3 separate regions of the Homo sapiens genome follow, and regions 2 and 3 are each linked to region 1. A link is a loop called in an ENCODE intact Hi-C map of the cell type or tissue named here. Cell type or tissue: endothelial cell of umbilical vein. All regions are shown on one strand.

The links. Hi-C counts contacts between places; a loop is a spot of excess contacts. Peaks named below come from ENCODE experiments on the same cell type or tissue, not always from the same donor. Only the 100,000 strongest peaks of a DNase experiment are listed, where the experiment ranks them.
Region 2: a loop joins it to region 1, with 31 times the contacts of the local background. A loop is called at or near these places in 4 of 110 quality-filtered maps.
Region 3: it touches region 1 in a loop (2.6-fold over the local background); 5 of 110 quality-filtered maps call a loop at or near these places.

Annotation. Positions count from the first base shown.
Region 1 is chr4:116,356,288-116,361,287 of GRCh38, forward strand. No RefSeq gene overlaps it. Among named protein-coding and RNA genes, the nearest start is that of MIR1973, 59 kb to the left of the region's middle. In endothelial cell of umbilical vein, a CTCF peak has its summit at 2,495 (motif pointing right); DNase peaks (open chromatin) are centred at 1,684 and 2,484; H3K27ac peaks cover 358 bases.
Region 2 is chr4:117,557,673-117,562,672 of GRCh38, forward strand. All of the region lies in intron 2 of LINC01378 (long intergenic non-protein coding RNA 1378), which reads left to right. Among named protein-coding and RNA genes, the nearest start is that of LINC01378, 130 kb to the left of the region's middle. In endothelial cell of umbilical vein, no CTCF peak of the experiment used is centred here; no DNase peak of the experiment used is centred here.
Region 3 is chr4:116,051,909-116,056,908 of GRCh38, forward strand. No RefSeq gene overlaps it. Among named protein-coding and RNA genes, the nearest start is that of MIR1973, 250 kb to the right of the region's middle. In endothelial cell of umbilical vein, no CTCF peak of the experiment used is centred here; no DNase peak of the experiment used is centred here.

The sequences.
Region 1 (5,000 bases):
ATCTTTTATATGACAATTAATCCTTATGTTCTGGATAATATTATACCACTATTAGAATTCAATTATTAAGTAATTATGAGAAGAAATCATTCTTCTGTTTGAGATGTGAGGGTATGAAAAAGCTCAGACTTTAAAAAAATGTTAAGTCATTGCAGAAATGCTTAACATTTCTGTGTTTCTTTTATTTATTTATTTTTTGCTTTCTTTGGCTCAGAGTAGATTGGTTTCATCTCTTAAGTATATAATGGGAGTGCTTTTCCTAAATACCTTTTGACTATTCTTCCTCACCTATAGCTTTACCAATTGGTAAAGAAAAATAAATTATTTGTAAGTCTTCAGAAACATTGGGCTGTTGATAAATTGCAAAGAGCAATACCCTCAGATCTTTCTACAGGCAGTGAATGAGTAATGTGGATATGAAATATCACTGTAAAAATTACCAAAAATATTATTTTCATAGAAACCAACGTTTTTGAGACTCTGAATGCTTTTAACTCCTATGTTAGAATACATATTTTCATAAATATTCCCAGAATCCTTGAGTCAGCTTTCTAAAATCCACCTTTCAGCCTGCCCAGGCAGTCACTTTTATTCAGAACATAACTTCTTAGAAGGAATGAGGAGACAATTAATCCTGAAGTGAATTCTTTAATACTAGAGAAGGTGAAAAGAATACAACTTAGCACAAGTCAACTAGTTGTGAATTATAGGAAATATAGTTCTATATTATTATTACTCTGTGTTTGAGACTTTCTTTTACAAAAAGAATCTATAATTTGAGAGGAGTTTTCTGTAGAATCATAGCAAGCCTTCATTTTTTAAAAATATTTCCCATTCTTAGTTTTTTTCTTCTAGATAATAGAATTAAAAGCAAATGTTTGTAGAGTGTGACAAATAGCAAACAAATTTATGTAAAATTAAGTAAAATTGGTTGCTTGGAATCAAGCAACAAAAATAGTTGACCTAATTTCAAATTTCTCAATTGACATTGGTTTGTGCACTAATTGCTTAAAACAGATATATCTGCAGATAGTTTCATCCTTAAAAGGAATATTGTTTGCAATTATGTATGATGCTTTGAATCATATTAAACAAAGATATTAAAACATGATGCCATCCAAATGTTGGTTGGCTATTCTGTCTCCTCCATACACACTTTTTTACATAATTGTAGTACAAATATTCCTAACCTCAGTAATCTAGAGCACTCAAATATAGGTCAAACCACATCTAGTAACACTGAAAAAAATCCTTTTAATTTCCTTTAATTTTTGTTGTGGTGGGAAGTAAAATAGGTTACTATAACCCCTTACTTTTGGTTCTCTGCTTGCTTTATTTCATTCTTATTATTTTTTTAAAAGTTCAGGTGCAATTTATATACGATAAAAAATAAAATGCTAAAATGGAAACTCAAAGTATACAAAAAAGAAAACACACAGTTCTAAGTGTTCTATTTGATGAATTTTGCTAATTCCATGGAAATGTGAAACTTACAAAAGAAAAAAATAAAGCAAAGAATGATGGAGAACATTTCATCACTAAAGTTCCCCAGTGTAAGGGAAATGGCTGCACTTTAGTCAGGAGTAGGCCAAGGCAGGCTTCTGATGTGGCATGACTCAGCAGGTTTGGAGCACAGGTGCACAACTCTGCACATTATGTAACCACTCCATGTGAGGCGCATTATGTAACCACTCACATGACCTCGCACTTGGCTCGGAGCCACTATTGTCTGTAAAAGGTATAACTACCCTGCTGATGCTGTACATACGGATGGCTTGCTTGCTCCCAGAGAGAGAACAAAGCCATGTTGAAACTTCTTACAATTCCTCAAGTGTTCTTTCAGCTGTCTGCCACTTGTCTACCCACTCCCTTCGGTCCTCAGCTTGGGTTGGAATCTGACACTTGGTGTGACACTTGACATAGTCGACAGGATGCCAAAGTGAGTGAGCCTTTGGCCCCTGTTGATTCCAGGTCAGCCATGTGGCCACAACATGGATTGTGGTACTTGGATAGGCTGTGCTTACAAGCATCTGTGCTGCTTGGATGGGCTCTGGTGGAAACCTGGGTGGTGGTAGGTGGGTCCCCCACAAGCATGGAGAAGGCACTGAAGCAGCTGGAAGCACAGAGCATCGAGAAGGAGCCAGCCTTTGCCAGCAGTTGGTTGGGCATTTGTGACTGTGCTGCAGGAATTGCCTGCTTAGTCCCTAAGGGGTCCCGCGGGGAGGTGTGGGAATTAAAGAAACAGTGTTACCAGCGTCCAGGAAACCCCTGCCCACCTGGATGCTTTGTCTGTGAAACGAGGGGGCAGATTGTATATGCTGTTCCACCTCTGAGATGGAAAAGCTGGCCTCTATCACAACTCATCCCTTCTTTCGTCAGTGGCTGCAAGTAAGTAGCTGGCTGGAACAAGGGCAAGGTGACCACACCCTGACTGAGAGGCTATGGGCAACCACAGGAACTGTGAACGATGCCGGTGAAATACTCAAAACTGTCAGTAGATGGCAGTCGTATACAGACTTGGTGCAAGTCATTCAGGAGAAGGGTAATGCTGCATGACCAGGTCCCTCCCGGGAGTTCCAGTTCAAAGATTATTTGCTGCAGCTGGGCGCGGGTGTAGAGCTTTTTCTATTTGATTAAGGAACTGGCCAAGGTGACCAGCTTAGAAAAACACCGGACGACTGGAGGCCACATGTGAAATTAGCAATCCACTTGTCCCCCACCAACATACGGCAAGTGCTGGCACTGGTAGACACTAGCACAGATACATTCTATGGGTGGACATTCTACATGGCTTGGCAGCTGACCCATTTATCACGGACTTGATGGACCACTTTATGATGAAATTGGAACAGTACCACTATAGTGGAACAATAGTGGCCACATAGTGGCCAATGCATTCTTCTCAATTGACATTGCTCTAGAGAGCCAGAAATAGCTTTCCTTCATGGAACGATGACAATGGACTTTCACAGTGTTGCCGCAGGGCTATATGCATAGCCTCACTATATGTCATGGTCTCTATATGTCATGGGTGATATTATGTTAACTTCTGATTATTTTGCAGATTTAGAAATGGCAATGCTCCTCTTTCCTGGGATTGGAATGGTGCGGCTGGGACCTCCTTCCTAGCAGCCAGCTGGGCTATTCAGCAGGCACAAGCCCTACAGGAAGTTGACCAGGGGCACCCATTTGAGCTGCATGTGCATGTGACCACAGATGGTTTTGGCTGGGGCCCCTCGCAGTGCACGGAGCCCTTTAGAATGCCAGTAGATTTTTGGTCCCAACTTTGGAAAGCAGCTGAGCTCCGGTATTTCTTGACAGAGAAACAGCAGCTGTATATGCCGCCCTTCAGCCTCATGAGAGCATGACAAGATAGGCTACAGTTGTCATGCGGACAACATACTCTATAGTGGGATGGGTGCATTCATGGGCAATGACCCCTTGGACTGGGACAGCGCAGACATCCACCTTAGCAAAGTGGGACACGTACTTTGAGCAGCGGAGTACTCTGAGTATGAGTCCCTTAGAAGCAGAGCTGCAAGAGGTCTTGGGACCTGTAGTCCTAATGCAAGATAAGGCCATGGGGCCTGAGGCACCCCTAGACCCCAAGCCAGCACCATTTAAGGAAGGGAGCCCCCCTATTGCCAGTGGGTCATGGTACACAGATGGGTCTAGCCAAGATACTACTGCTTCCTGGAAAACTGTTGCAGTCCAACCTAATATTGACACCATACGGTTTGAAACTGAGTATGGGCAAAGTAGCCAATGGGCTGAAGTTAGATCAGTGTGGATGGTGATCACTAAGGAGGTGACACCTATGACAATCTGTACCAATAGCTGGGTGGTCTCTTGAGGCTTAACCTTGTGGTTACCTACCTGGAAAATACAGAAGTGGCCACTTGGTCACTGGTCCATGTGGGGCCAAGCTATGTGGCAAAACTTATGGGAGGAAGGATGACCTCCCACAACCAGGTGTGGAGATGAATGGTAGGCAAGAGAACAGAAAACTTGGCTGTGACCATGGACCACATGGACCAAAGCCCCCCACTCCTGGTAGCTGGCCATCAAAGCTCCCTGGGTAGAGGGCCTACAGTATGACTTGCATGAAACTCCTTGGGTGTTCAATACATGTCCCTCACAGTTGACTGTTCATAGGGGAACAGTCGGGGGGGAACCCTTCTCCAGGGGACATATGTACTGTCTGCATGTCCTATTATGAGCTTTCCTGTGACTTTGGCATATATACAGGACCCAAAGTAATCATGGGGAGCCGAGAAAATGTGCTACCATCGCCCAGTGCAGAAACCTTTGGTGGCTGCATTCTTATCCAGGATGAAAGGTTAGCCTGTATTTTGCCTGAGGGATGTGATTTACCTCTGTTAGTACCTGTGCCTGCTCTGTCATTTTGACCATTGGTTAACATGCTCCGATTGCATTGTGGGCTGGGCCCTCGACTACACTGAGGTAACCAATGTTTCCAACAGTTGGATCTGCATTGCCCTTCCAGCAGCAGCTGCAGATGGCTTGCCTCAGCACATACATTCAGGGTCTGCAGAGAACTGAACATGGCTGGAGATTTGGGGTCCCATGACCGATGCCTGGAACGCAACATGGCTAGCCTTGGACAAAGGACACTGCAAGACCCATGGTACACCCACCTCCTGGCTGGCCCATAGTGTTTATGATGGGTGGGACTGGCTAGTGGGGGAACATGTAGTACCCCTGACCCAAGCAACATGGTGCATAGAACAGCATTAGGGTACCGCCACTGTGGGATGGATGCCCCTTACGACCTGTGCAAACATAACACATGTCACCACACTGAAGGTATGGTATAGCAAGCAGCCCCACCACGGTCAGGCTCTGATGGACTTTGTGCCCCCTGGGAGTTTATGAGTCTGTGGGTACACAGGGTGGTCTTACCAGTGAACTGGACTGGCTGTTGTACATGGGGGTGGTCTTATGTACGTGCCACTGTTCTCCCCACATTGCCCAGACAC
Region 2 (5,000 bases), 1.2 Mb after region 1:
CAGGCAAATTAATACCCAATAGAATTCCACGAGCTAGGCATTGACATCTGGGTTAGACTTCCTTCTAATATGATCATGGGTGATGTATTCTCACTTAAGGCAATGGAAAACTTTATACCCAAGACAACAAGGCAAGAAAAAAAAAAACATGAGGAAAGCTGAGGTCAAAAGGACATGAAGGGTATAGAACAGAGAGCTTACAGGGAAAATAGAAAGGGTACACAGAAAATGCTGAATAGTTACCTGTTGAATTAATAACTAAATGATGAAATGTACTTCTATAATATTTTCTTATGTGCTGTTATTAAATCATATCAGAAGAAGTTCCATATAAATTATTGTGGAGGGAGTAATGGATTAACCTTATCCAAAGAGAGTTCTGGCTTTTGGCCTTTGCTTCTGGGAGGTGATTCTTAAAACGTCTTCCCTTGGAGTCTTTGTTTACTGGGGGCCTTGGACTACTATAACAATAGGATATATGATGGGGACTTTGGACCCACCAGATAGTCTAGGCTAACATTATGATTTATTATGGGGTCTTTAGGCCACCAAAGCTATACCTTTGGTCAGGTCAACCCCTAAAGGTATTGGATACTAAGGCCAGCCACCTGGGCAACTACATCTACCTGACCATGACCCATTAAAACTCTGTCACACATTATTGCTGGGAGAAGTTACGACTTTTTACAACTCCGCTGGGAGAAAACAACTCATGTTTGAAACTCTTCCCTGTGAATTTATTTCTCTGCTAATTTTAATCTGAGTATTTTCCTGTAATAAACCATAACCACAAGTAAAGCAGCTTTCAGTGAGTTCTGCAAATCTTTCTAATGATTTATGAGACTTGCAAATGGTCTTGGGGTTCCCCCAAACTTGCAATTGGTTTCAGGAGTGAAGGTGATCTTGATGCCTCCTGAACCTCTCAAGTATGAAGGAAAAAATGGCCAGTAATCTTGGGCCAGAAAGTCAGGGGAAAATGTGAGAGTAACATTAGGAGTAACATAGAAAAGAAAAGAAAGTATAACAAAGTTTAGCGCAATTTATAAGAAAACGTAATAGTGTTTGGATCTTCCCTTATTGAGGAAAGGGAGGTATGTTTAATGAGTTGGTCATTCAGCTAAAAGGCTAGGCAACCAAATAAGAAGCACATCCTTCCTCAGAGACTTTTCCCCTAGCAAGGTAGTTTGGTTTGGGATTCTCTTGATTAACAGTGATAGAGCTTCTTAGATGTTCTTAGTAGAAAGATAATGAATAATGGTTTGTATCACTTTGAATCAAAAAAAAATAGAGTGGTTTATCAGGTGTGTCTGCGACAGATGGGTGGAAGGGAGCCAGATGGTGTCTACCACTGTGGTATCCAAACTTTGGCTATTCCCTCACAGTTGCCCAAAACAATGCCCAAAGATGGCTAGCACATGCCCTTTTCTGCTTCATGGTATTCCGGTGAGTATGCTGCAGATTATTTTGAGTGGATTGTCGCTTCCTTGAGATACAAAATCACAATTGCCATATCTGAATCTTGATAATTGTAATGTAAAAACAGTTCCTGGATTGCTTCCCCTAGAAGATAGAGATGCCTTAATTTTGCAGTTATAAGGTGAGGCACCCATACATTATTCAGAAAGCAAACAATAATCTTATTTATTATGCAAAGATTTAAAGAGTGATTCTGTGAAAGGACAGGATTTAATAAAGTCTCTTCAGAGAAACATTCCAGCTAAACAAAGATGAATTTTCTTAAAGAGTTCTGCATTGGTTAAGTGTGTTATTTAATTTTTTTTTCATTATTAAAGCTCTTTAAGTACAAGCTAAAAGTCTTTTTTGTATGTAAATTACAGAAGGAATTCAAACTGGGTTAATTTGGTTGGCTTAACTGCTAAATTAAATAAACCCAAAAATATACGAAGACAAAAACAGAATAAGTTTAATTCTCCTTCCCATAGTAATTTAAAGTAGGTATTCCTGAAGAACCAGCTGCTTTTAGCTAATCTTGATTCAGAAAACAGTGTTCATACAGCTTCAATCTCTGCTGTTCCCTAAAACATTGCAATTCTCTGCATTAAGTATAGATAGAGTATGAGGCAACTTGGAGGAGATACATCTGTTTCTTAAAAGTATTGGTTCTGGCCAAGCATTATGGTGTGCACATGTAATCCCAGCTATTTGGGATGCTGAGGCAGGAGAATCCATTGAGCCACAGAGTTCAAGACCAGTCTGGGCAACACAGCAAGACCCCTGTCTCAAACAAACAAACAGACAAAAATCTTGGTCCTTCAAGAGCAGACATTACTTCCATTCAAAGTCCACAATTTAAATGAAGCTAGTTGCTAGTTGTCACTCAGAATAAAAGAAAAAGCAATTGTTTTCTTGAGTATCTAGCAACCTCTTATGATTAGCCATTAATGTTTAACTCCCTAAATTGTTATAGATATTGCCTTCTACTCTATAAGCCTATTCCGTATTTAACCACATGATTGTGAAAACATTGAAGGTAGTGGATATCAATGGGTAATACATACAAATTCACTCAGAACTAATCATGTAAAACTAACACAGTTTCTTTCTTTGGGGTTCTCTCAATTAGAAATCTTATTTGTCAGAGACCTTGAAAAAACATTTCGGGATATTCTGCTGTTCAAGAAAGATAGTTGAGAAGTACATTGCAGTAGATTTAGATAAATTCATACCTACTCTAACAACATGACCCAGAATTGGTGTAAATATATCAGTATCTGTCTGGAGAAGATGTCTGTAATGGTGTTCTTAAGGACTTAAACTTGGCCCTGTACTCATGGAAAGGTTTAAAATGCCTAAAGATGTAGAAGTTTTTTATTTATCAAACTGTGACTGCCACCAAGTGGAGTAAAGTTTAATAAGTTAATAGAATCAAAATCGGTAAGGACATGGACATTCAACAACCAAGGTCTCTAATAGGTAATAAGTATGGTAGAACTGCATATGGATGAAGAAAAAGTTCCTGTTTGGGTTTGAATACATTAAGCACACAGCAACTACTGATAATTTGAAAAAGAGCTGTGAGTTTAAGTTGATTATAAATTCAGTGGAACCATCAATTTACTGTAAAAAATATCTAAAGCAAATTTAGGATACATGAGTAGAAAAAAGTATTTTCTCAGGAAAATAGAGTTCTTCTGAATGCTGTGCTCTGATCAGCATATCTGGAAAACTTTAATTTCTAGGCAACACATTCCAAGAAGGATATTAGCAAATGTAGGGTGTCCTGAATTAGTGACCAGAATTATAAAAATTTACACACTACTTTGTGAATAATAATTGAGTGAATTAAAATTCTTTAGAGACAAAAAGGAAATACTTAAGGAAATAATTAGCAAAAGATTTTTCTTGTGGTAGCAAAATTAGCTCTATCTAATCTTCCAATCCCACTGGGTGAACATCATTTTGTGTGAATGTATTATTGTTATACTATTATTTTTGGATAATTGCTATATTGTTCATATTAATGTTCCTTGTTATATTTTTATAATAGCTGACCTAGATTATTATATAGGCAAGATGATAGGGCTTCGCCTGGACTGTATAAGATATTTCTAACACATTCTCAGCAGGTAGGAATTATTATCCCCATGTCACACACGCCATTGCTGGAGACACAGGTTATCTAATGCACACATGCTCACACTACTAATAAGTGATAGAACCTGGATTGTAGTCAAGAAATGTTCACCACAGAGTCCTGCTCCAATTACCACAACATTGCCATCCTGAGAAGTGGAGAATGTTCTGGAAAGCATATACAAATCTCAAATTATTTGCCCCACAAGAGAGCTATATGTCTAAACTGGAAATAAGAAGAAACTAGATACACAGGCCGGGCTCTGTGGCTCACACCTGTAATCCCAGCACTTTTGGAGGCTGAGGCGGGCGGATCATGACATCAGGAGATCAAGACCATCCTGGCTAAAACGATGAAACCGCGTCTCTACTAAAAAAACACAAAAAAATTAGCCGGGCGTGGTGGCTGGCGCCTGGAGTCCCAGCTACTCGGGAGGCTGAGGCAGGAGAATGACATGAACCCAGAAGGCGGAGCTTGCAGTGAGCTGAGATCACGCCACTGCACTCCAGCCTGGGTAACAGAGGGAGACTCTGTCTCAAAAAAAAAAAAAAAGAAACTAGATATCCAAATAACAGGTGGATAATTTAGAAATTCAGCACTAAGTGAAATTTTTAAATAAATAATTACCAATGTATTTTCAACTTTCAAGGCTTTATGATTTTATTATGTACATGTATGTATGATTTTATTATGTATATTATTTTGCCTTGTTTTTTTCTAGTTACCTGGGCAGCTTGTCTTGAAAAGGAGTACTATTGCTTTGTAAGCATTAGCACAAAGGAATTTCATTATGTGACTGGATATTTTGGTGTTTGCCATATTTTTGTTCCTGCTGTTTCTTTTGAATAAAATGCCTGCCCATATTCTCCTACTCCCATATTTCAACCATCCTTTTAAGGACTTTTAGGTTGTCAACTTCTCTGTAGAATTTTTCTTGATTTCCTACTGGTGATGGTTAATTTTATGCGTGAATTGGAGTAGTCTATGATCACTAGTTGTTTGGTCAAATGCTAGTCTAAATGTTGGTGCATTTTTTAGATGTCATTAATATTTAGAATCAGTTGAATTTAAGAAAAGCAGATTAGCTTCTATAATGTGAATGGGCCTCATCCAATCACTTGAAAGCCATTAGGGAAAAAATGAAAGGTTCTCAAAGAAGAATAATTCTGCCTCCCGACTGCAAAATAGAAATTCTGCCTGAATTTTTAGCCTTCAGACTCAAGTCTACATGTCAACTCCTACCTGCTTCTCCAGCCTGCCAGCTTGCCCTACAGATTCTTCACTTGCTGATCCCACTAATTTAGGATATGCTTTAAAAACACCTTCATATGATTCACTTGTATTTTGAACCTTCTCTAAATCACACTCATTGTTAAACTTTTTTTCAAATTCCTCCCAAAAGGCC
Region 3 (5,000 bases), 300 kb before region 1:
AAAGGATGGACGTTCCCCGCCAAATTATAAATGAAATTATTATATAATCTAGCAATCCCACTTCTGTATATACATTCAAGAAATTGAAATCACGATCTCAAAAAGATGTCTGCACTCCCATGTTCATTGCAGCATTATTCACGATAGGGAAAACATGAAAGCAACTGGAATGTTTATCAATGGATGAATGCAAAAAGAAAATACGGTATATACATACAATCGAATATTATTCAGTTTTTACAAAGAAGTAAATTCTACCACTCGCTACAACACGGATAAATCTGGAAGACATTATGCTGAGTGATATACACTGGAAAAAGAATGACAAATGCTACAAGATCCCATTTATATGAGAAAAATCTAAAATAATCAAACTCATAGAAGTAGAGGCTAGAATAGTGGTTTCCAGGGACTGAGGGGAGGGGGAAATGAAGATTTATTAGCCAAAGATTAAAAAGTTGCAGTTACACAAAAAGAGTAAGCCCTGGAGATCTATTGTATTGCATAGAGTCTATAGTTAACAATATCATTTGTATACTTAAAAATGTGCCCAGAGGCTAGATGTTATGTTAAATGTCCTTATCACTGTAATAATAACAACAATAACTGAAGAGTGTGGGAGAAAACTTTTGGAGGTAATGTATAAGTTTATGGCATAGATTGTGGTAATGATTTTACATATGCATACTTATCTCCAAACTTATCAAGCTGCATATAATAAATATTTATGTCTTTTTGTGTCAATCATACATTATTAAGGTGGTTTTAAAAATTAAAATAAAATATCTAAGTCCAAATTCATGCATTTAAATTTGTAAACATAAATAATATAGGTATATTTCTAAATATCAAAAATTCACTATTACTATTCACAGTGAATTAATATTAATAAATAAAATTCACTATTATTTAAATTTATTATCTAAATCTCTAAAATTCACTGTTATCCAGATTGATTCCCTATTATCCAGTTTGCCAATTCCTAAGTTATTCAGAAACAGATCTACTTCTATTTTTTCCTGAAATATCCAGATGTTGCAAGAAAACCTAAGTCTTTGCCATGAACCATCAATGCACTTGGACCTGTGCATACCGCAACATAAAATCTTTTAACAGATGCTTTTCCTCAGCTTTGTAGATTTTTCTTATTTGGATGCAAAGTATTACACATCCGGTTATAGAAGTGAGTCTTTCCTTTTGATTACAGGAAAAAATGTAAATGAAAAGAGATATTGGCTTTATGCCTTTATTTCTTGTACCATAAAATTATTTATTCATTAATATATTTATTTACTTCTAACTTCTTCTATAATCATGGTCATCAGCATAAGAATGTAAATTATATTTAGATTGCTGAATGTGTTCTTTTTTTTTTTTTGAGACGAGTTTTGCTCTTGTTGCCCAGGCTGGAGTGCAATAGCGTGATCTTGACTCACTGCAACCTCTGCCTCCCAGGTTCAAGCGATTCTCTTGCTCAGCCTCCCTAGTAGCTGGGATTACAGATGCCCGCCACGATGCCCAGCTAATTTTTTTTTTGTATTTTTAGTAGAGATGGGGTTTTGCCATGTTGGCCAGGCTGGTCTCGAACTCCTGACCTCAGGTGATCCATGAGCCTCGGTAGGTCTTCTAAAGTGCTGGGATTACAGGCGTGAGCCACCACTTCTGGCCATGTGTTCTCTTTAAATAAATCTCAGATACATTTTGAAAATATAGCTTTTATAAAGTTTAAAAGCAATTTTTTCATTGATAGATATTTTCTACTTCTTCATGTATAACTTTTACATATATCCAGACTCATCATTTCTTAATATAGTCTCACATTTTTCATATATTTTTAAAATTTCTCACCTTTTACCATTTAACCTCCCTCTCTCGTTGTGAAGTTCATATGTTTGTGTGTGTGTATACCCTAAAAACAAGAAGGACTAGCCAATCTACATTTCTAAAAGCATAGACAAAAACACAAGTCAAAATACTCCACCTTTTTTTCACAATCAGTATAAATTAAATTTATTACCTCTATAGATTTAAAATAGAAATTAGATGTAAATATAAATATAAATAAATGTAAAATTAAAGTGTATACTATGCACAGAATTAAATAAAAGATACTATAATATAGTGAAAATTAGAAAACTTTATAATACAGGGGAAATCAAATATATATGTAAATGTAGAATATTTGCAGTTCCAGAATAAGATACATAATAATTTATATGATATTTATGTGATTGGAAAATTATCAAATAAAGAAATTCTTGAAGGTTTTCAATAAACACCCACATCTACAGCCATTATGTAACGCTAAGTCATATTTTTGAATGCCCAGTCATATTGAAGAAGATTTTAGGAAGATTTTAAAGTGTTAAATATTTAAGTGATCACACAAAGGCTTATTTTTATAAGGATATTATGAGTCATTATTGTTGTTTGTATATCAACTGGAATGCTGACCTAAATTTTTCTCAATTAATTTCATAAACTTAAATATGTTCAAGAGACATGATGAGAGAAAAGCAAGCAATATAGAATAAAAAGAGATCAAGCTTTTGTGGTGAAGCAACTCAGAATGAATTATATTTTTGAAAACCTAGAAACTTTGTGACCTCAAGCAAGATAACACATATTACCTTCAGTTTGTTTATTTATTATTTATTAAAGTATGATTGTAATATGATACATAAATAATACTAGAAATTTTAAAAAGTACTATATTTATAAAGCATCAGAACCAGAAAAGGTTATTATAATTTGTCTCATTATAGCAATTGCAATATGAAAAGAAACTAGTCCTCAAAATAAATTACTTTACTTGTTTTATTCTATTTGTGGTGATAGATGTATTATGTTGATTGTGGTAATCATTTCATAATGTATAAATTTATAAAATTATCACATTTTATACCACAACTACATGTAATTTTTATCAGACCACAATAAAGCTTGAGAATGTAACATATACTTCAATAAATAAAAGACTACTATTAATAATATACATTTATTATTCCTATTTCTCCCTGTCATAAGAAGAATTTTGTAAGATTTGTTTAAAATGCATATTATAGCATGTTGAAATAATTATATTAAAAATCACGGTTTAAAATTTTTTCAGAAATTATTTAAAGAATAATTCCTGATTTATGGAGTAAATATAGAAAGTAATAAAATCATTAAATATACATTATTTTGGGACATTAAAAATAGAGAATAGTAGGTTCTTATCTGGGGGAACATACCTTTGTCCTTAGCCAAACATGCATGCAGATTTTACCAATATTCTAGTAAAAATAAATGGGTAGATATAGTAATAACAATTATATATCTGCTTGATATTTATAATTTACTCTAGGTTTATGTTAAAGTTAATAGTATCCCAGAGAGTGAAAGTAGACTTTTGGGTTAATTCATGTAATTAATCTAGAACATACTAAGGTTAAAAGCCTTTCTTCAGTTATCAATTAGAAGAGGTACCAAAATTGGCTGTTAACTAACCTAGTGTCCCAATACTTGTGAAGCACTCATTTACAAGCCACACAAACTAATGCTTTGTTGTTGACATATTTATATTTGCAATGATAATTAGTATACATATAATCTATTACCTTTACTTATTCTAGTTATAAAAAGAGCTACACTCATTTTGCAATTTGTAGAATAGATGCTATACGATGGAACAACAGTGTTTGCTTCAGTAGCACATATACTAAAATTAGAACCAAAACAACAGAATTATAGAAATCAATATGTACTGCTGAGAAGAATATCTTAATTATACTTTTTATAATGAACTAATTGTTTTCTAAAACTTAAATGACAATACAGCAGAAATAGGTTTAGATACACATTATTAAACTCTTAATATATACTTTATCATATGAAATGAGTTAACTAGTTAACCATTATTTTAAATTAATTTTGAATACCATATGTATAACATACATAAATAAATTAGTTTAAATTGTATATCACCATTATTTTGTTTCTTTACAAATTAGCTTTACAAACCGCAGCTCTCTGTATATTCAAGATAATACTGTTTAATTCATAATTACACTTTTGTAAGATGTATAATAAGAGCTTTTGAGGTGCAATTATACTTCCTCTTTAAATTTTGAAGATGTGATTTAATGTGTTTAATATGGAACCCTGGGGAACAGTGAAAATAATCAGAAGCCATCTGGCAATTACTGAAATAACTGAAGAAAGCAGAGGCTTGAGGAAATCATAACTTCAATTAATTTATTAGTATGTATTTAAAGAATAAAACTAAAAGTTATACATTAAAAAGATGATGTGCATTCCATAGAAGAAAAATGTTTTTAACGTGCAGATATTGGGATCATATTTACAATTTAAAAAAAATTGATTCCTTTTTAATTACACAAAAATAGCAAAATGATTGAAACTACTTGTCTCCAATTTTAAATGAAGTGACATGAGTTTTTCCCACATATTTTAAAAATAAAATATACTTCAAGTTAAACACACTACTCTGAAAAAAAAAACTAGGTCAGCAATTATTCTTAGCCATATTTGTCATTAATTTTTTCCCGATTTAATATTTTATTTATGGAATATTTAGTGATTGTTCAGAATTTATGCCTATGGCATTTTCTTGAATGAAAAGTACCTGCTTTAAAACTTAGAACTGAAGAGAATCAGAAAACAAAAACAATGATTTATATATTAAAAAAATCAAACACTTTAGGCCACAAGATGTCACTGTAGTTCAAGTAAGGTGTGGTTTTTTATGCAATTAAGCAGAAAAAAGGGTACACTGTACTTAATTTATATATTTAATCTGTTTTTTATTTATTTTAGATACTTTGTACTGGGCTATAAAATGAAGTTAGAACAAGAAATAATTTATAAAGGGAGCAAATTTCATTTGATTTTCTCACAGTCAGAGTGAGAGATGTTAGAGAAAATGTCAATTCTTCAATGTTTTTGAGAAAAGAATTGCAAAGAATAATTACAATAAGAACGAGTAAGTTCCATCT